3 separate regions of the Homo sapiens genome follow, and all the other regions are linked to region 1. A link is an interaction called in ENCODE POLR2A ChIA-PET data of the cell type or tissue named here. Cell type or tissue: PC-9. All regions are shown on one strand. Each heading gives the region's core, and the rest is flanking DNA. Links, peaks and the distances in the headings are about the cores only.

Evidence for each region. Peaks named below come from ENCODE experiments on the same cell type or tissue, not always from the same donor. Only the 100,000 strongest peaks of a DNase experiment are listed, where the experiment ranks them.
Region 2: POLR2A ChIA-PET joins it to region 1 with 14 read pairs; 3 of 35 experiments call an interaction of 5 or more read pairs at or near these places.
Region 3: POLR2A ChIA-PET joins it to region 1 with 36 read pairs; 2 of 35 experiments call an interaction of 5 or more read pairs at or near these places.

Annotation. Positions count from the first base shown.
Region 1 is chr5:55,297,170-55,305,550 of GRCh38, reverse strand. DHX29 (DExH-box helicase 29) reads left to right here. Exons shown (of 27, transcript NM_019030.4): 2 at 6,887-6,960; 3 at 8,153-8,266. Among named protein-coding and RNA genes, the nearest start is that of DHX29, 6.3 kb to the left of the region's middle. In PC-9, for the core only: no CTCF peak of the experiment used is centred there; no DNase peak of the experiment used is centred there; H3K4me3 peaks cover 238 bases; H3K27ac peaks cover 1,027 bases.
Region 2 is chr5:55,464,868-55,469,867 of GRCh38, reverse strand. It overlaps PLPP1 (phospholipid phosphatase 1), which reads left to right. Exons shown (of 6, transcript NM_003711.4): 3 at 1,719-1,999. Among named protein-coding and RNA genes, the nearest start is that of MIR5687, 42 kb to the left of the region's middle. In PC-9, for the core only: no CTCF peak of the experiment used is centred there; no DNase peak of the experiment used is centred there.
Region 3 is chr5:56,702,329-56,710,709 of GRCh38, reverse strand. No RefSeq gene overlaps it. Among named protein-coding and RNA genes, the nearest start is that of C5orf67, 100 kb to the right of the region's middle. In PC-9, for the core only: no CTCF peak of the experiment used is centred there; no DNase peak of the experiment used is centred there.

The DNA.
Region 1 (8,381 bases), core at 1-5,000:
AAATGCTGCTTTGGTCGTAACACTTCCTATTTTCTTCCATGGCATCCTCACTGACTTTGCAATAAAATCCAAATCATTTAGCTAGCTTCTAAAACCCTCTTTCTAACCTTTTAATAATTCCTCTATTCAACTATAGCAAGTCTGGTGTGTTTTCATTTCTCCAAATGGAGCTCTTAGCTTTCTCCTTCCTCGTATTTATTCTTGCCATGTTTTTCTTCATGGAGTGCAATCTGTCCCTAACATCATCTACCAAAACCTTAAAATACCCATTTCAGATAACAACTTCCTTTTGAATTCTTCCTGCTATTCACAACTGACGTATCATAGTTGTTTAAATCATTCTTTTTGATAGTTAGTTCTTGCCTTATGATATGTAAAGAATTATATGTTTTATATATCCAACAAAATTACAGGAGGTAGGAACAGTTTTATGGATATGTGTTAACATTTCCCCAGTATCTACTCTAGTGCTGTGCATATTGTCATGAAGAAAATTACTTGGATAACTGGTAAGGAAAGTTCAAAGGAATTATTAAGACCAAGAAATCAAGAGAAAAAAACTAGAGGTTATCTACTAAATTTGCACATAACTTTTGGGTTTATTTTAGGGTGCTTTTAATATATAGTATAACGTACAATAAACCTATTTTGGAGAAAAAAGTGGAAAAATGCTCAACTCTGTGTAGTTCCTAATGTAGATGTAATGGTTCTACTCTACTTCCGTCCCTCCTTATCTTTCCAATTTGACGGCACAGCTGGTCAAAATTGTCCTCTATCGTAGAGGTTCAGAATCACCAAATGGCTTGCACAACAAGTAATACCAGTCTTGTTTTTTTTTTAATTTCATTTGCTCATGAAAGAATTTCTGAAGAGGCCGAATAGGGAGGAGGGTGGGGAGAGGTTCAGTATTAAATAGGATGGTCAGGGAAGGAAGGCATCATATAAGAAGGTGGCTAGGCGCAGTGGCTCACGCTTGTAATCCCAGCACTTTGGGAGGCCGAGGCAGGCGGATCACGAGGTCAGGAGATTGAGACCACGGTGAAACCCCGTCTCTACTAAAAATATAAAAAATTAGCTGGGCATAGTGGCGAGCGCCTGTAGTCCCAGCTACTCGGAGAGGCTGAGGCAGGAGAATGGCGTGAACCCGGGAGGCGGAGCTTGCAGTGAGCTGAGATTGTGCCACTGCACTCCAGCCTGGGTGACAGCAAGACTCGGTCTCAAAAAAAAAAAAAAAAAAAAAAGTGACATTTGAGCAAGCAAAGGAGGCAGGTAAAGTAGTTACACAGATGACTGGGTAAAGAGTCTCCTGGGGAGAGGGAACAGAAAGGCCTTGAGATGCAAGCCTGGAGTGTTCTAGAAATAGCAAGACCTTTCCCCATCTTTCTTTTACTGTCCTTCTCTTTGCCTTTCTTTTCTTTTCTTTCTTCTTTCCATTCCTGTGCTTTAGAAGTGCCACTTCCTTAGCCTAAGTATAATTAAGCTGCTTTATCATGTTATGACTGAGACCAAAATAAGAGGTTCAGTAATTTAAGTTTTCTCTTCCAACCAAGAGGCTTGTGTTTCTGAAAATCCTTGAACCTAGTTGAGGCTTAAAATTTTAAGAGGGGAATAAGAATTGGGAATGGATGTCATAAATTTATGAAAGCCATTATAAATTTTTTTTTAGGGTCACTAAAATAGAAAAAGTGCTATGAGGAACAGAAAATAGTGACTTGGTAAACATTAAATGGAGAATGGAGGGTCTATTTTGGTTTGAAATAGGAATAGCTTCCCTTAGAAAACATTTAAACTGAGATGATCTGCAGAGTATTTGTGGCAGAGGGAAAAACAAGCCTAAAAACCCTAAGGTGGAAACAAGTTTGACATGTTGTAAGAAGATAGTGCTGTGTGGCTGGAGCGAAGAAAGAAAAAGTTAAAATGTGGCTGGAAGTCTGGGAAGGAGCCAGAGCAAGTTCAATGGGAAGTGGGGGCCGGTGTTGGTATTAAGTAGAGGAGAAACTTTAGCTGGTTTACATTTCAAAATAATTAGTCAGGCGGCCCTGGCAGTGTGTACTTCCTCACAGGCCTTAATTGCTCAGACTACATCAATTCACCCTCATCTATTTTCTTGGCACTCTGCACTTCCCCTTTATTACTCATCTGAGTATTAGTTGCTTACTAATTATATTACTGTTCCAGAATATAAGCTCCATGAGGACAGGCACTGGGTCTGTTTACCACCAGAGTCCCTGTTTGGGTCCCTTGCCTGATTAACCATTCTGCAGATGTACACACTGTCGATCAGAAGGGAATCAGAGTGCTAACAACTCAAAGTCAATGTCTTAGTCATAGTGGGTCATTAGCATTGCTTTTTCCTTTAAAATACAGTATAAAAAGAATATGTAGCAAAAGAAAAGATTATTGGGCAATAAGAAACTGATTCTGGTTGATTTTTTTTTTTTAATTAGCTGAGTCATTTTGAGGAAATCAGTTTGTCTGTGCTTCAACTTTAATGTAATAAATATTTTTGAGAGCCAGCTATATATGTTGCATCGTTCCATGACCTTTCATTTATAAATTTGGAATTCATAATACTTTGCCTTGGAGATATTGCATACTAACATCCTTACTTCCAGTCAGATTTCCAGTAACTTCCACCATCTTAAACACAAAACCAAAAATTGTAAAAGTCTCCAGGCAATAAGGAAAGTAGCTGTCATAAATCTTATGCACTTTACTTGGCAAAAGTGAACGTGGCCCAGTGAATGTTGAGCAGGATTCCTTGATTTCTCTGATCATTTTTCAGAAACTCAGCTCTTTTGTTTACCCTCTGGAAGTTTGCAGTATAAGCCAACTTCAAGGAAGTGATACAGTTGAAACTCTTAGGTGAAATGTTTGGAGGAGACAAATGAGAATTTTACTTTAATCTTTTCAACTGGGTAAATTAAAAACCAACCAGTTTTTTTTTTTTTTTTTTTTGATAGGGTCACTCTGTCGCCCAGTGGCTCACTACAATCTCTGCCTCCCAGGCTCAAGCAATCCTCCCATCTCAGCCTCCCAAGTAGCTGGGATTACAGGCACAAGCCACCACACCTAGCTAATATTTTGTATTTTTTGTAGAGATGGGGTTTCACCATGTTGCCCCGGCTGGCATTTTTAAAGGAATTTACAGTCTTACTCTTGTCAGTAGCATATGAACTTTGAACTGTTTCTCCATGTAGTCTTGGTAATGTACTGCTCATCTATCTGTAACTTTTTAAAAGGGTTATAGCTGGGGCCTCTTGATGTGTTTGGGGACCTCTAAAACTGCATGCTAAATTTGTGCACAAGCTTACTATAATTGATAAGACTCCCCAGAAATAGTTAAAGACTACTAAATATATACTCTCCTTTATGACCATTGACATGAATTTATAGGAGAGATTACTAGAATTAAGGTAAAGTTTGAGACTAGACGATAAGGAAACTAACAATACTATACCAGACTTGTTATTATCTTTTTACATATGCCATGTAGCTTTGGGTACCTCCGATATAACTATAGCATAGCAGTAATTGACAGAGAACCACAAATGTTTCTCTTTCAGACTGCCCAGATGTACAAGTTAATTTCAAGTAGTTATTCTCAAAAACTTTTGTTCTTTTAAAATATCTAATTATATTAGCTACCATCTTAAAATGAAGAACCTAATGTAACCCAGCAGAGAGCAAAGTCTTTGACTTTAAAATCATAAGAACATTTAATGTTTAAATGTCTCAAAGTAGAAAAAATACTTCTTATTTTAAGGTGTATAAAAACCATGCAACTAGATTTATGATTCTGGAATCATTCTTGTTTTTTTTTTTTTTTTTTTTTTTGAGATGGAGTTTCACTCTTGTTGCCCAGGCTGGAGTGCAATGGCGAAATCTCGGCTCACTGCAACCTCCGCCTTCTGAGTTCAAGCGATTCTCCTGCCTCAGCCTCCCGAGTAGCTGGGATTACAGGCATGCACCACCACGCCTGGCTAATTTTGTATTTTTAGTAGAGATGGGGTTTCTCCATGTTGGTCAGGCTGGTCTTGAACTCCTGACCTCAGGTGATCCACCTGCCTTGGCCTCCCAAAGTGTTGGGATTACAGGCGTGAGCCACCACGCCTGGCCTGGGATCATTCTTATACAGCAGTGTTTCTCAAAGTGTGCTCAGGAGGTCCTAAGGAACCTGAGACTTGTTTGCCAAGGGCTCCATGAAGTGAAAACTTTTCATAATAATTCTGAGATGTTTTTGCCATTTTTCACGCTCATTTTCTCATGATTATGCAGTGAGGTTGTCCAGTTGGCTACATGATGTGTAATGTTACGGCAGATTGAATGCAGAAGCTAGATGTTACGAACTGAATGTTTGTGTCCTCAAAAAATTAGTATGTTGAGACCCTTACCCCCAGTGTGGCTATATTTGGAGATAAGGGCTCTAAGGAAGTACATAAGGTTAAATGAGATCACAGGGATGGGGCCCTGATCCAACAGGATTAGTGTCCTTATAAAATGAGATACCCAAGAGAGCTCAGTTTCTCTGAGTAAGCACAGAGAAAAAAGCCATGTGAACATATAGCAAGATGATGGCCACCTACATGCCAAGAGAAGAGGCCTCAGAATGAAACCTCCCTTGCTGGTACCCTAATCTTGGACTTCCCAACCTCCAGAACTATGAGAAATAAATTTCTGATGGTGAAGCCATCCAGCAGTCTGTGGTATTTTGTTGTGGCAGTCTGAGCAGACTAAGATACCAGATATTAAAGAGATTTGCAAAAACGGATATTATTTTTTGTCTTGAAAAATATAGTCACATTTCATCTTAAGCATCATTTATATTAATGGAACAGGTTTATTTTTATTATTTTGTTGAGGTCCTTTTGTTTTTTTGAGACAGAGTCTCGCTCTGTCTCCCAGGCCAGAGTGCAGTGGTGCAGTCTCGGCTCACTGCAACCTCTGCCTCCTGGGTTAAAGCAGTTCTCCTGCCTCAGCTTCCCAAGTAGCTGGGATTACAGGCATGCATCACCAGGCCCAGCTAATTTTTGTATTTTTACTAGAAATGGGGTTTTGCCATATTGGCCAGGCTGGTCTCAAACTCCTGACCTCATGTGATCTGCCCGCCTCCGCGTCCCAAGTGCTGGGATTACAGGCATGAGCCACCACACCTGGCCTATTATTATTATTATTAGAGACAGGGTCTCACTCTGTTGCCCAGGCTGGAGTGCAGTGTTGCAGTCACAGCTCACTGTAGCTACTACTGCAGCCTTGAACTCCTGGGTTCAAGCAGTTTTCCTGCCTCAGCCTCTTGAGTACCTGGGACTTCAGACATGTGCTACCACAGCTGGATAATTTTTGTAGAGGCAAAGTCTCACTATATTGCCCAGACTGCTCTCAAACTCCTGGGCTCAAGAGATCCTCCTACCTCAGCCTCCCAAAGTGCTGGGATTACAGGCATGAGCCACTGCGCCTGGCCAGATTTATTATTTTTGGTGAATGAATGTTTTAAAATTTCCCTTTTAATTTATAATATACTAAGTATCAATAGACATAACCCACATAAACAAAAACTATTTGGATCCTCAGTAATTTTTAAGAGAGTAAGGGGTCATGAGACCAAAAGTTTGAAAATAATGTGTGTTGTTTCCTGGTTACTCATTGTTAAAGGACTGAGACTAGACAGCGTTTCTGTTCACTGGAACAGACTTGGCAACTGTAGTGGGTTGAGTGAGTAGTGTCCCCCCAAATATTCATGTCCACCTGGAACCTCAGAATGTGACCTTGTTTGGAAATAAGCTCTACAGATCTGTGGATCTTGAGATGAAATTATACTAGATTTAGGGTGATTCCTAAATCCAATAATGAATGTCAAGAGAAAGGAGAGGGACATTTGGACACAGAGAAAGGGAAGAAGGCCGTGTGAATGAGGAGGCAGAGACTGGTGTTATGCTGCCACCAGAAGCTGGAAGGGGGAAGGAACGATTCTTACCTAGAGCCTTCAGAGAGAGCATGGTCCTGCTCACACCATGATTTTGGAGTTCTAGCTTCCAGAATTGTGAGAGAATAAATTTCTGCTGTATTCAGCCATCAAGTTTGTGGTAATTTGTTATGGCAGCCCTAGGAAACTATAGCAACCCTGGACTTGAGTTCAAGGAGAAAAGATGATAGGAACTCCCACCTCCCTTTTCACTTAGCATACCACCTTCAAGAAAGAGTGCTTTCTCTTTAAAATTGTCCATCTACTCTGCCAACAATCATATCTTAGAAGTTTTGCCTCAGCTAAGTGCCAGGAGAAAAGCATCTGACTAAAAGATATGAGGATAAAGATAGATTTAACCTAAAAGATATGTAGGCATTTGCATTTTATGAGAAACTGGTTAACATGGAGTAATGCTAATTGGTAAAATGTTGAAAATTTAGAGAGGATATTGCTAGCTACTAGATTGAGTTATTTGGTGAAGTATTGGGGAAAAAAGCTGAAATCAAATATTTAATATTTAGCATTCTTTTTTTTTTTTTTTTTTTTTTTGAGACGGAGTCTCGCTCTGTCGCCCAGGCCGGACTGCGGACTGCAGTGGCGCAATCTCGGCTCACTGCAAGCTCCGCTTCCCGGGTTCACGCCATTCTCCTGCCTCAGCCTCCCGAGTAGCTGGGACTACAGGCGCCCGCCACCGCGCCCGGCTAATTTTTTGTATTTTTAGTAGAGACGGGGTTTCACCTTGTTAGCCAGGATGGTCTCGATCTCCTGACCTCATGATCCACCCGCCTCGGCCTCCCAAAGTGCTGGGATTACAGGCGTGAGCCACCGCGCCCGGCCTAATATTTAGCATTCTTTAGAGGAAAATTAAAATAATGTAATAGATATTAATCATTAAATTGCCTTGTCTATTTGTATTTACAGGTCCAAAAATTTATAGTTTTAATTCTACAAATGATTCTAGTGGTCCTGCAAATCTGGATAAATCTATTTTGAAAGTAAGTAACAAAGGTTTTGAGTCATTTCAAGAAATGTTTCCCCCTTTTTTCCCCCAAAAAAGATGTATCCTTAAATGTAAGAAAATGATGGGGTGTTTTAAATTTTTGTAAATAGTACTCTAAGAGCTAATCTCTACTAAAAATAAGTAAATCATACACATATGTTGAGAGACAGTAAGAAATGAAGGAAGGCCTGGTTAAGATCTAAACTTCTTAAGCATGGCATATACATTTTTTCAGGTCTGTCTTAGAATACCGTTTCACCCTCCTCTCTGCTACTCTGATCTCTACTTAATATTTTAGTTCATGGGACATCTCATGAATATCTCATTTGTTCTTCTAAATCCGTGATTTTACAACTTCTAGCTTTTACCCATGTACTCTCTGCGTAGAGTGCCCTTATTTCCCCTTTTTATTTGTCACCTCTGTGACCTCTATGAAGTCCTTTATCAACCGCCAAGTTGATTTTCTTGGTGGTTCTACTATTACTTGATATATCTTTTTTGAGAATTGCCATGCTGGGTTATAATTTGTCTCTTTATATATATTTTCTGGGCTAGACTGTGAATTTCTGAATTATATTTTTGTGCTTAGTTTATAGTAGGCATTTAGTTAAAAAGTAACAAAGGGAAGATATTTTTGTAAGTAGATGCTTGTGTACTCTTAGGTCAAAAATAACAAAAGAACAGAAAATAAAATGGCTAGTAGGAAAAAGTAGGAATCAAAGTCTAGAAGCCAAAAGAATTTGTGTAGCTTATTACGACATATTTAGTTTTCAGTTTTACTTGTTATACCCGTTTTTAGTATAGTGTTCATTCTTTTAGGTTGTGTGCTTGCAGTGGTTTACATTAAATCCCTCCAAGAATTCTGATTCAGTATGTTTGGGATAGAACTTAGGAATCTTTGTGACAGCAACCCAAGGGTGGTCCAAGGACAATGTCTCGTGACATTGCCCTCAAGAGGCTTTTTCTTGCCATGTGTTATCTTGTTGCTTTTTTCATATCACATTTTTTCTTAAAGAAATGATAGGAATGTGGTCAAATGGGTGGTAGTCCAAAAAATGATAATTACTGTATCTGATTTTAGCTGAAATTTTGGGCTTGGTTGGCAGGAATATAGAAAACTGTATGATTGGCTTTTAATTTTTTAATAATTTAGCTTCTAAATGATATGACCTTTTTGGCCTCAACAGGTGGTAATTAATAACAAACTAGAGCAAAGAATTATTGGAGTGATCAATGAGCATAAAAAGCAAAATAATGACAAAGGAATGATTTCTGGAAGACTTACTGCCAAAAAATTGCAGGTATTTTGCAAACTTTTTAAAGTTCCTTAGTTTTAGTGAAGCATTTTTAGACAGCTCCTCATGTGAGATAAAAATGGCTTTACAACTTCCATTGAGATTTTATGTAGATCATTTC
Region 2 (5,000 bases), core at 1-5,000, 160 kb before region 1:
ATCCTCCTTACCTTGTAGAGTTCATAGTCTCATTGTCAAAGTTAAAACATTCTAATTATGGAACTCTAGGAGCCATTGAGCCAGGTAAGGAAAGGATTTTAGGTATCAGATTCTTGAAATCCCTTTCGGGAAGCAACCATTTATTTTACTTATGGTAAGACTTACTCTGAAGACAGTTGATCCTCATTAAATGGAAATGTTTGAATGCTTTATAAAATAGTTTATATAAATTTAAGGTGAAGCAGAGAAGCTAGTAATGTATCTCAAGTCAAGCTTTGCTACTTAATTCTCTCCACACAGATTAGCAAACCCACTGTTCAGGCTGCTCTGTGGTTAAGTGGTTTTTTTTTTTTTTTAATTTTTATTATTATTTTTTGAGATGGGGTCTCGCTGTGTCGCACCCAGGCTGGAGTGCAGTGGCGCCATCTCGGCTCACTGCAACCACCACTTCCTGGGTTCAATTGATTCTCCCGCCTCAGTTTCCCAAGTAGCTGGGGATTATAGGTGCCTACCACCACTCCTGGCTAATTTTTTGTATTTTTAGTAGAGATGGGGTTTCACCATATTGGCCAGGCTGGTCTCGAACTCCTGACCTCAAGAGATTCACCTGCCTCGGCCTCCCAAAGTGCTGGGATTACAGGAGTGAGCCACGGTGCCCGGCCTTAACTGTTTATTTTGGTTTCAGGTAGCTAGAGTCTTACTGTCTTTTTTAATAGCAAATGTTACTATTTATAATGTTGCCATTCAGTATTCTTTGAATTCTCAGGATATGGGTTTGTTAACTTATAAAGCATTGGAAACCTTTTTATACTTTTAAATTAGTGACTAAAAATCCTGTCCCACCCCTTGGGACCCCAGCAGAGGTCACCTGGAAGGCTAAATCCCTGCCCTCTGTATCCTCTAGCAATCCTCCCTGAAATGATTTTACTCTTTTTAATATGATGGATGTCTTTGATTCAAAGGAATATTTGAGAAAAATGAAGCCTCTGTCAGATAAAAGTACTTATACACAGGAGTTTCTGATTGGGGAAGTAGGTATGTATGTATGTATTTATTTATTTATTGAGACGGAGTCTTGCTCTTGTTGCCCAGGCTGGAGTACAATGGCATGATCTCGGCTCACTGCAACCTCTGCCTCCCAGGTTCAAGTGATTCTCCTGCCTTAGCCTCCGAAGTAGCTGGGATTACAGGCACCCACCTTCATGCCTGACTGATTTTTTGTATTTTTAGTAGAGACAGGGTTTTACCATGTTGGCCAGGCTGGTCTCGAACTCCTGACCTTGGGTGATCCACCTCCCTCGGGCTCCCAAAGTGCTGGGATTACAGGCATGAGCCACCACACCCGGCTGGAAGTTTGTTTTTTGGACAAGCCATAGTTTTTGTCCTCCAGGATATATCACTGTCTACTTTTTAAAGCTCTGTTTATTTGAATACAAGAAAAAAAAAATAAGATCTTGTTATTTTAGGTAAGTGATGATATAATTTTGTCCCAGCCATGGCTTTGTAAGTAATGTCCACCATTGATATGACACCTGTTTTGTGGTTTAGAATTGGATATCCTAAGTTGACTCTCCATTGTAAAGAAAAAAGGGGCTGGGACTGTTTTTGAAACAAAGATATTTTTGCGATTTACCATTTCCTTTTTTCCCCCTATGTTTTGTTTTGTTTAAAGTGCCTGCTTGCTACTTTAACATGTTATTTTTCTGTTTCTTTTTCAGATTATTCTTGGAGAAACCCTGTCTGTTTACTGTAACCTTTTGCACTCAAATTCCTTTATCAGGAATAACTACATAGCCACTATTTACAAAGCCATTGGAACCTTTTTATTTGGTGCAGCTGCTAGTCAGTCCCTGACTGACATTGCCAAGTATTCAATAGGCAGACTGCGGCCTCACTTCTTGGATGTTTGTGATCCAGATTGGTCAAAAATCAACTGCAGCGATGGTTACATTGAATACTACATATGTCGAGGGAATGCAGAAAGAGTTAAGGAAGGCAGGTGAGTGTTAAATCGCTAATGCTTGTTTAATCTTGTATATTCTTGGAATAGAAGGTTTCAGTGACTGGAAGATAAGCCACGCACTTAAAAAGAGAAGTTAGTGTTATCACTGGGAGGTGAATTTTGATCTTGTATGAATTGTTCTCTCTCATCATGCCTTTTTCCTTTTTTATTGCTGTCTTCCATTTAAAAGTGTTTTATTGCAGCTCTTTTTTTCATCGCCAGCATGTAAGAATGTTAAATGAACCTTATAGATCATTTAGGCTAGAGTCAGCAAACTTTCTTAAGATGCCAGATAACATATATAATATATATAATTTTTTTTACATTTTTATATTATTATTTTGTAGAGACTAAGTCTCACTATGTTGCCTAGGCTGGTGTCAAACTCCTGGGCTCAAGTGATCCTTCCACCTTGGCCTCCCAAAGTGCTGGGGTAACAGGCATGAGCCACCACACCCAGCCAATAGTAAATATTTTAGGCTCTCTGGGCCATATAGTCTCTTTCACAACTATGGAACTGTGCTGTTAATAGCAAGAAAGCAGCCATAGACAATACTTAAATGAATAATGTGGCTATGTTCCAATAAACTTCACAAAAACAGCGCTGCCACAGGGGTCAAAGTTTGCCGAACCCTGATCTAGTCCCACCATTATTTATGAAGCTCTGCTAGATCTTAGTATTCTTAGTTTATTATTATTGTTTAGATTTTTTTTTATAAGGTAACTTGGTTCAGGTTGTGACAGCTCTAGGTCATCAGGTTGCTGTCTTATAACGCCCTTATTGGGCTCCTTTCTGCATGCTGGGACACCTTTAGACATGAATGAAACAGAATGTTTAGAACTCAGAAGATCCAACTTTTTAAATTGATAGATGAGGAAAAAATAGAGGACCAAGAACACTAAGTAAAGCCACTAATTAGTAGCAGAGCCAATTCCTCATTTCAAGTTTCAAAATTGTCAGCCTTATCTTTTTATATATCAAGTTTAATTTCCTTTAGTTGTTCAAAGTACAAATACTTTCTTGGGTAAAACATCCTTTGTTTGTTTGATTTTTTTAGATATGATTTCTAGATACTTCATTGTCTTTGTTGGTATTCTTGAAAGCAACGTGGGCCTGCTAATAGCTTCAATTTTTTTTTTCTTTTCCTTTTTTTCTTTTTTTTGAGATGGAGTCTTGCTCTGTTACCCAGGCTGGAGTGCAGTGGCATGATCTTGGCTCACTGCAGCCTCTGCCTCCCGGGTTCAAGCGATTCTCCTGCCTCAGCCTCCCGAGTAGCTGGGACTACAGGCACGTGCCACCATGCCCTACTAATTTTTGTATTTTTAGTAGAGACGGGGTTTTACCATGTTTTCCAGGCTGGTCTCAAACTCCTGACCTCAGGTGATCCGCCTGCCTCAGGTTCCCAGAGTGCTGGGATTATAGGCATGAGCCATGGCACCCGGCCAGTAGCTTCAATTTTTTGTATTTAGTGGGGATGAAAAAAATCTTATTTAACTAGAGTATATACTATGGTATTTGCTTGGGGTTTAGCAGTGAACAAGACATCTCTGGTCCCCATCTTCATGGACCTTAGTCTGGCAGGGAAGATTTACATTAAACAAAGGATGAGAATGGAAGAGAACTTGCTTGGTGATAATGAGGTCAAAGAAGAGAAAGATCAAGCTGTTAAATGGCAAACTTTGAGGTGGTGAGGAGGACTGATATGGGTGTAAAGTCTTAATGAAGGAGGGAAAAGTGACTGAAGAGGTAGACAGTTGAGAAATAGTTGGTAAAAGGTGATAGTGTTGATTTGAGCTCAGGTGAACAAGCATTTTTATAAGGGGCTAGAGGAAGAATGGTCCAGAAATGGCTTTGAGGAATGATGAAAACACCAACATCAATACTGGACTCTTAAGGTGTATGGGCTGTGTAGATCTCATTCCCTGCAAGGGCAAGCAGTATCCTAGGGAAAGCCTCTTTAATTGGATGGCTAGGAGGTACAGAGAGCCTTCAGGGAACAGTTTGGAGACACAGGGAAAGATAGAAGACTTTAACAGTAGAGCCAGAATTCCAGAGTGTTCAGTGGAGGAGTAGGAACAGAGGGGATGAACAAATGGCTTGGGTGGAGGAGAGGAAGCCTATTGAAAATGAGACTGAAATTTAAAACAAATTATAAAGAAGAACAAATAGCTGGGTAAAAACATACCATGTAAAACAAAATCTGATACAAGCTTATCCAACCTGTGGCCCACATGTGGCCCAGGATGGCTTTGAATGCGGCCCAACACAAATTCGTAAACTTTCTTAAAACATTATGATTTTTGTTTGTTTGTTTATTATCAGATATTGTTAGTGTATTTTATGTGTGGCCGAAGACAGTTCTTCTTCCAGTGTGGTGCGGGGAAGCCAAAAGATTGGACGCCCCGATTTAATAGAATAAAATTATCATGATTTCTTCTTCCATCTATAACTTAACCATATAACCTTTAAAAAATACCATACATATTTATGAATGCAATGATAAAACCAGCTATAGGAGTACGGCTGGCGTGGTGGCTCATGCCTGCAATCTCAGCACTTTGGGAGGCAGAGGCAGGCAGATCACTCGAGGTCAGGAGTTCAAGACCAGCCTGGCCAACATGGTGAAACCCTGTCTCTACTAAAAATACAAAAAGTAGCTGGGCATGGTGGCCGCACACCTGTAATCCCAGCTACTTGGGAGGCTGAGGCAGGAGAATCGCTTGAACCCCGGAGGCAGAGGTTGCAGTGAGCAGAGATTGCGCCACTGCACTCCAGCCTGTGTAACAGGATGAGACTCTGTCTCAAAAAAAAAAAAAACCACCTCCGCCCCACATAAAAAAACACTTATAGGATTTAAATCACAAAGGAAAAAAATAGAATAGATACTAGTCGAACTACTCTTTTAAATAGCTTTTTTGAGGTATAATTCACATGACATAAAATTTTGCCCATTTTAAGTGTACAATTGAATAAATTTGTAAAGTTATTTACCATTAC
Region 3 (8,381 bases), core at 1,304-6,303, 1.4 Mb before region 1:
GTTTTGGTTACTGTAGCTTTATAGTATAGTTTGATGTCTGGTAATGTGATGCCTTGGGGTTTGATCTTTTTGCTTAGGAGTGCTTTGGCTAGTTGAGCTCTTTTTTGGTTCCATATGAATTTTAAAATAGTTTTTTTTTAATTCTGTGAAAAATGACATTGGCAGTTTGATAAGAATAGTGTTGAATCTGTCGATTGCTTTAGACAGTATGGCCATTTTAACAATGTTAATTCTTCTAATTCATGAGCACAGAATGATTTTCCATTTGTTTGTGTCATCTATGATTTATTTCAGCAGTGTTTTATAGTTCTTCTTATAGACATCTTTCACCTCCCTGGTTAGACGTATTCCTAGGTATTTCCTTTTTTGTGTGGCTATTGTAAGAGGGATTGTATTCTTGATTTGGCTCTCAGCTTGAACATTATTGGTGTATAGAAATGCTACTAATTTGTGTGCATTGATTTTGTATCCTGCAACTTTACTGAAGTTATTTACTGGTTCCAGGAGGCTTTTGCCAGAGTCCTTAGTTTTCTAGGTATAGAATCATATTGTCAGCAAAGAAAGGTAGTTTGACTACTTATTTTCCTACTTGGATGATTTTATTTCTCTCTTTTGCCTGACTGCTCTGGTTAGGACTTTCAGTACTATCTTGAATAGGAGTGGTGACAGTGGGTATCCTTTTCTTGTTCCAGTTTTCAAGAGGAATGCTTCCAGTATTTGCCCATTCATTGTGATGTTGTCTGTGGTCATAGACGGCTCTTATTATTTTGAAGTATTTTACTTTGATGCCTACTTTGTTGAGGGTTTTTTATCATGAAGAGATGTTGGATTTTAGTGAAGGCTTTTTCTGCGTCCATTGAGATGATCATATTGTTTTTGGTTTTAATTCTGTTTATGTAGTGAATCACATTTATTGATTTGCATATGTTGAACCAATTTTTCATCTCAGGAATGAAGATTACTTGATTGTGGTGAATTAACTTTTTGATGTGCTGCTGGATTTGGTTTGCTAGTATTTTGTTGAGGATTTTTGCATCTATGTTCATCAGAGATATTGGCCTGCAGTTTTCTTTTTTCATTATGTTTTTTCCAGGTATTCATATCAGGATATGCTGGCTTCATGGAATGACTTACGGAGGAGTCCCTCCTCCTCGATTTTTTGGCGATAGTTTCAGTTGAATTGGTACCAGCTCTTCTTTGTATGTCTAGTAGAATTTGGCTATGAATCCATCTTTTTTTGGTTGGTAGGTTTTTTTTTTTCATTACTGATTCAATTTTGGACTTGATATTGGACTGTTCAGGGTCTCAATTTGTTTATGATTAAATCTTGGGAGCTTGTGTGTTTTCAGAAATTAATCTGTTTCCTCTAGATTTTTTAGTTTGTATGCATAGAGGTTTTCACAATAGTCTCTGAGGATCTTTTGTATTTCTGTGGGATTGGTTGCAATGTCACCTTTGTCATTTCCAACTATGCTTATTTGAATCTTCTCTTTTTTTCCATGCTAATCTAGCTGGTGATCTATTGATTTTGCTCATACTTTCAATGAACCAACTTTTTGTTTCATTGATTTTTTGTATGGATTTTGGGGTCTCAATTTCATTTAGTTCTGCCCTGATTATAGTTATTTCTTTACTTCTGCTAACTTTGGGGTTAGTTTATTATTGTTTTTCTAGTTCCTCTAGGTGTGACAGTAGATCATTACTTTGAGATCTTTCTAACTTTTTGAGGTAGGCGTTTAGCACTATAAACGTTCCTCTTAGCATTGCTTTTGCTGCATCCTAGAGATTTTGCTGTGTTATGTTCGTATTTGCATTTATTTAAAAGAATTTGCTGATTTCTGCCTTAATTTTATTGTTTACCCAAAAGTCATTCAGGAGCAAGTTGTTTAATTTCCATGTAATTGTGTGTTTTGGGAGATCTTGGTATTAGTTTCTACTTTTATTCCACTGGTCAGAGAATATGATTGACGTGATTTTGATTTTTTTTTTTTTTTTTTTTTTTTTTTGAGACGGAGTCTCGCTCTGTCGCCCAGGCCGGACTGCGGACTGCAGTGGCGCAATCTCGGCTCACTGCAAGCTCCGCTTCCCGGGTTCACGCCATTCTCCTGCCTCAGCCTCCCGAGTAGCTGGGACTACAGGCGCCCGCCACCGCGCCCGGCTAATTTTTTGTATTTTTAGTAGAGACGGGGTTTCACCTTGTTAGCCAGGATGGTCTTGATCTCCTGACCTCATGATCCACCCGCCTCGGCCTCCCAAAGTGCTGGGATTACAGGCGTGAGTGATTTTGATTTTTAATTTATCGAGACTTGCTTTATGGCTGAGCATGTGGATCTTGGAGTACGTTCTATGTGCAGATGAAAAAGAATGTATGTTCTGTGACTTATGGGTGGAGTATTGTGCGGATGTTTGTTAGGTTCAATTGGTCAAGTGTCAAATTTAAGTCCAGAATTTCTTTGTTAGTTTTCTGCCTCAATGATCTGTCTAATGTTATCTGTGGGGTGTTGAAGTCCACCACTATTATTGTGTGGCTAAGTCTTTTCATAGGCGTAGAAGTAGTAGTTTTATGAATCTGGGTGCTTCAGTGTCGGGTGTATAATACTTAGGACAGTTAAGTCTTCTTGTTGAACCCTTTATCATGTAATGCCTTTCTTTGTCCCCTTTCACTGTTAAAGTCTGTTTTGTCTGTTATAAGAATAGTGACCCCTCCTCCTTTTTGTTTTCTGTTAATGTGATAGATCTTTCTTCAACTCTACTTTGAGCCTGTGGGTATAATTCCACGTGAGTTGGGTCTCTTGAAGACAGCCAACAGCAGATGGGCCTCTTGAAGACTCTCATACATTTCTACTATCAAGGGCCTGCTTCTAAACTTGCTAAAGGACTTAGGAATATCAGCCTCTTTTCCCCATACAACAACATTCTCCAACCACAGCTGGTATTTGGTTAAACTTAGTCTCCTACTTCATTCATTCTGATTCAGTTCTTCATGCTAATTCCAATGGCCATTCTTACTATTCCATTATCTGACACCCATTTTTTAAAAAGTAGTTGTTTAGCTTAGTAGCAAGAAGAGGGAAGAGTCTTCTATCCAGGACTTTTGGTTACAGGAAGAGATACATACTCAAACTAGCCCAAGTAAATGTGTTAAAGGATATTACTTTAAAAATACAAATAAGCAGCTGGGCACGGTGGCTCACGCCTGTAATCCCAGCACTTGGGGAGGCTGAGGCAGGCAGATCACAAGGTCAGGAGACTGAGACCATCCTGGCTAACATGGTGAAACCCCATCTCTACTAAAAATAGAAAAAATTATCCAGGTGTGGTGGCGAGCGCCTGTAGTCCCAGCTACTCAGGAGGCTGAGGCAGGAGAATGGTGTGAACCCAGGAGGCAGAGCTTGCAGTGAGTGGAGATTACACCACTGCACTCCAGCCTGGGCAACAGAGCAAGACTCCGTCTCAAAAAACAAACAAACGAACAAACAAAAAACAAATAAGCTTCATGAAGTATAAATATCACCAGCTCTCAGAAGAACTGGTCTGGGAAAGTGAGGCTCAGACTATTCTCTGTTTCTTGGGGGCTCTGCGTTGTCACTTACATCGATCTTATTTAAATTTAAATTCTAAATTTACTGTTTAGCATGACATCTCAATTCAAGTGCCATCCACTGGCTCAGTCCCTCATTGATTCAGTCCCTCATTGTCCTTAATTCTAAATTTCTGTGACAAACATTTAATTAGTTTCATGTATTACTTCAAACCAGGTATCGGTCATCATAGGAGATGAATTAGTGACTTGGTATGCAAAGATACTCTATTGTGATTAGGATGAAAAATAAATTATTCACAATTTGTAACAGGTTGTGGTAAGTGGACTAAGCACTGAATTCAGAGCTAAGAAATCTGGGTTCTATTTCTGATTATGTCACTACCTAGTTGTAAGATCTTAAATTCTGTAAAAGATGAAATTGAAATAGTTGTTCTCTAGAGTTTCACTTGCCATAATCTTCCTTTTTCTTGAGACTGAGTCTCGCTCTGTTGCCCAGACTGGTGTGCAGTGGTGTGATCTTGGCTCACTGCAGCTTCCACCTCCCGGGTTCAAGTGATTCTCCTGCCTCAGCCTCCTGAGTATCTGGGATTACAGGCGTGTGCCCCCACACCCAGCTAATTCTTGTATTTTTAGTAGAGATGGAGTTTCACCATGTTGGCTAGGCTGGTCTGAAACTCCAGACCTCAAGTGATCCACCCACCTTGGCCTTCCAAAGTGCTGAGATTATAGACATAAGCCACCATACCCAGCCTCTTGCCATAACATTCTGTGACTCTTCATCTTAGGATCTGTTTATGACATGTTATAATTCCTAAATTTATTATTTTACTTTGACTATGTTGTATATAGACTGATTCCAGATAGCAGTTCAAGAACCTTAAATTCATCAACAATACGTTTTGTGCATCCCACTGTGGTGCTTACTTCTGGGAATGCTTTCTATGTGCAGCTAATCTATGATGCCTGACTTTTTGTTTATGGCTGACGTAGATGATAGAGAAGGAAGCACGTCAAAGATAAATTCAGGACCTCTGGTTGAGGGTGCAATTCACTAAAATACACAGAAGAAATCAGAGTGTTTGTTGTTGCTGTTAATAAATACCTAATAAATACATCAATATTCATATCTTGCCACATTTATAAGACCTTATTAATGTAAGCATTACTTATATTAGTAAGATTCATTGTAACCAATTCAACATTTTGTTTGCATGGATGCTATTTTGAACATAGAACTAGTTCCAGGAACTTTATTTTTTGTATTAAAACAGGATTAAAATTGAATAGTCTACCATACCATATTTTGAATTCTGTACTTCTATAATGGCACAGGAATAAAAAGCAGATAGATGAAATATGTAAGGTAAAAAGCAGAAAAAAATTCATGTGTTTAATTTTAAGTGGAGAATTTGTGCAGGGGAGAGGTTGCCTCACGAGAGGATGATTGGTATGGAAACCATGTTTGTAACAGTCATGGCAGAAGGAATTGGAGAGTCTTTGGCTGTCTTCACATATTTGGGCATAGAGGAAGGAAATGACGGCTGTTTGTTTTTACAGCGGGAAAACCTGGATGAGTTAACAGTACGGGGTAGTGGATAAGAGTGTGGGCCCTAGAGTGAGAAATCATCACGGGCAAGTCCTGGATCTTCTTAGTGCCTTGGCCCGATTATCTTTGTTAGGTTCCTCCAGAAGTAGACCTAGAGATCAGGTTTCAAAATGCAAATACTAGAAGGTATTCCAGGAAACACTGGTAAGAGAGTGGGAAAGTGAGCAGGGGGAGGTAAGGCAGCCAATAACAGGTGAATTATCAAGCGTGTTACAATTGCAGACAAACCAGAGCTTAACCCCTCTAGGGAACTCTGGGAGCCAGTGTAGACCACATAACTCAGAGCCAACCCACTTGAGAAGCAATCCTCTCAGTCATTGATTGAGGAATGCTTCTAGGAGGTGTTAATTCTCTGGTACTTCTGACCAAACATACTGCAGGAAAGTGGGCTTTTGTACTGGAGAATGATCTCTGGCCAAGAGCTGCAGGTGCTGGCATTGGGGAGTTCTGCTTGCCTGCACTAAAATGGGGAGGCTTGAGGGGAGGTGGATAGGGCACAGGCAGCATCTGCTACACTCTACCTAGAAAATGGGTGTATAATTAATGAATGTATTTACCACATATGGTGCTTATGAAAATCAAACTGTACATGCAAAGCTCTTAGGACACTACTTGGCATAAAATAAGCACTTGATAATGTTACTATTATTATCATTAAAATCAGATTAATTATGTTTGGCAAAAATGCCCATCAACAAGCTGTCTGGTGATATCATTTGCTCATGTCAAAGGAGGGAGAACAGTGGAAGCTCCCCATTGAAGCAATCTGTAAAAGCATTCCTATGCTGCATGGGCAGCTGGGCTGGGGCCTGTGACGTGCCCTCCTACCCTGCATTTCCATGCTTATTCAAATCAACATGCCTGTGGCAGACATATTTTGTGCCCCGGGCTACATGCATTCTGCTCACCTGATTTCAGCTGCAGCTATGGTGAACAGATCCAGTTTTGCCACCAGGAGCCTACCTCAAGCACCTGCTGCAACATCTCTCAGCTTCTTTCCTTGAGATTTTTTTTTCAAAGCAGGGCAGATTGGATGTTCATAGGAGTTAGTGCCCCTGGGGGGCATTATAGATAATGAAAACATAGTCCTTATCCTCTGAGAGCTGGTGGGGCTGAGTAGAGATGGTAAAGTAAAATTATTAAAATATACCTGCTAAATTAGAAATATATTGGAGGTATGCTGAGTGGAGCTGGGGAAACCTTGAGAGAAGGAGACATATGAGCTAAATCCTGGAGGTTGAGTAGAAGTCAAACCAGCAGAGAAAAGGAAAAGGGTTTTCACTCTGAGAGGCCAACAGGCAAGAGGGTAGGGCACCAAAGGGAGAGCAGATGAGCAATCTACTGAGGCTGGGCCAGGACGGCATGGGGCACAGAGCTCCTGAGATGAGGGAGAAAGGTGAGCGGGGTGGAACAGGAAGGACTTGGTGTGTTATGCTAGTGTGTGTGGACTTTCCCCTGCAGGCAGTGGGAGCCTCTGAGACTTTTAAATCACAAGAGGGACATGACCAGATCTGTCCTTTACCAAGTTTTCTCTGGGGCAGTGGGAAGGGTAGACTGTGGTGGGAAGAAAGCACAGGTGGGCAGATGAATTAGGAGGCCATTCCAGCAAGGGAGAACAATAATGACAGCCTAAACTAGGACAACTGAGCAAGTGGGGACTGTAGTGATTTACACAATCAAGTTTTTTAAAGGACATGAATTAGAAGATGGAAAAAGAGATGGGAGGGAAGTGGCAGCTTTTCTCTTGTTAGAGGCCGAAGCAAAGCATTTGGAGAGAACTGCCCCATCAGTTTTTTTCTCAAATGGCTTACAGATGAAGTCTTTTTTTTCCCCTCTCTTGAAATAGGCCCCAGAAGGACAATGCCACACTCCTTTTTTTAAATCCACTACTAACTCATATCCAGATTCATTTCTAGAAGGCTTGATTCAAATGAACCAATATCAGCATCTCCTTCACAGGTCTTGGACAGAATATTAGATTCCTTGGCTGTTTTTTGTTTCTTGATGTATGGAGCTCTTTCCTAAATGGTACATTAAAAGATGCCTTTAAAACATGCATTGGAATGCGGAGGAAATAATGTGGACTCATGCCAGCCATTTGCAAGCATGATAAATGATTTGAAGAAAGATGCTTGCCAGGTTCATCTTCCTACTCAGAGGTTGGGGAAAATATCAGGTGCAATATAAATATAGCCCTTTAGGGGAAAGTCGGAAAGAAGAGTATCTCTACTAGAGATGGACAAAAAACTAGGTCAAAAAAACCCCTGCGATTATAAAAGAACGAGAGATAGGGCAAGGGAGAATGATTTTCATCCTGTGACCTACAGAACTCTGGAAACCCATCTGTAACAGTTTATGATTAGAAAAGTGCAGAGATACCAACATCTATATGATACATTCCAGAACAGTAATGTTATACTTTTCCCTTAATGAATAAGGAATTATTATACAGTAAAGGAAAATTGTCTCAGAAAAGCACTTATTTGCACTCAATGACAATGACTTTATTCTTGGATTTTTACCACCTCCACCTTTCTTGGACTGTGTTATTTTCTCTCCAGATGTGCACAACATCTTACAAATTAAACTTCAAGATAGAAACAAAGGTTTGATGCTTGAATACCGTTTGGTAATACATGCTTGCTTATATTTGTAGTGTAGAGACTATTTTAATCAATTTGATGCATCTTAATAATTATGCATTTGATAGAGAATATTATGTTCTGTAGCATTTCTGGGTCAATTCCCTATTAGCTCTTGTTCTGCTAGTCTGCTTGTAACATTCTGTAGACCCCTGGCACCATTTTCAAAACTGAGGTCCTGAGTGCATTTGGGGGATTGGCAAGCAAAGTTGGGTAGTAAACATGGTACACTTTCCTGTAATGTGTTTCTTTATTTGATTGAAATGCACAAATATGGATATATTATAGAATAGAGGCAAAATGTATATGCATTTCCAAGATAATATGACATCGTGAAGAAATTCCACATCTAGAGCTGGTTGCTCTGAAATGCTTCCTGGACCTCTCTGCCTCTGTCCTCCTTACCTCCTCTCCCTAGGTTTGCTTTCACTCTACTCTTGTTCGGGGTGCTCTGGAGGAATTTACTGAAGCATAACCTTGGAAAGATGCTGGACTGGAGTTAGGATAATCTTGTCTCTACTACTTAGTAACCATGTTATTGCAAGCAGAGACCTTAGATGATCTGATCTGAGCCTTATTTCTCTATCTG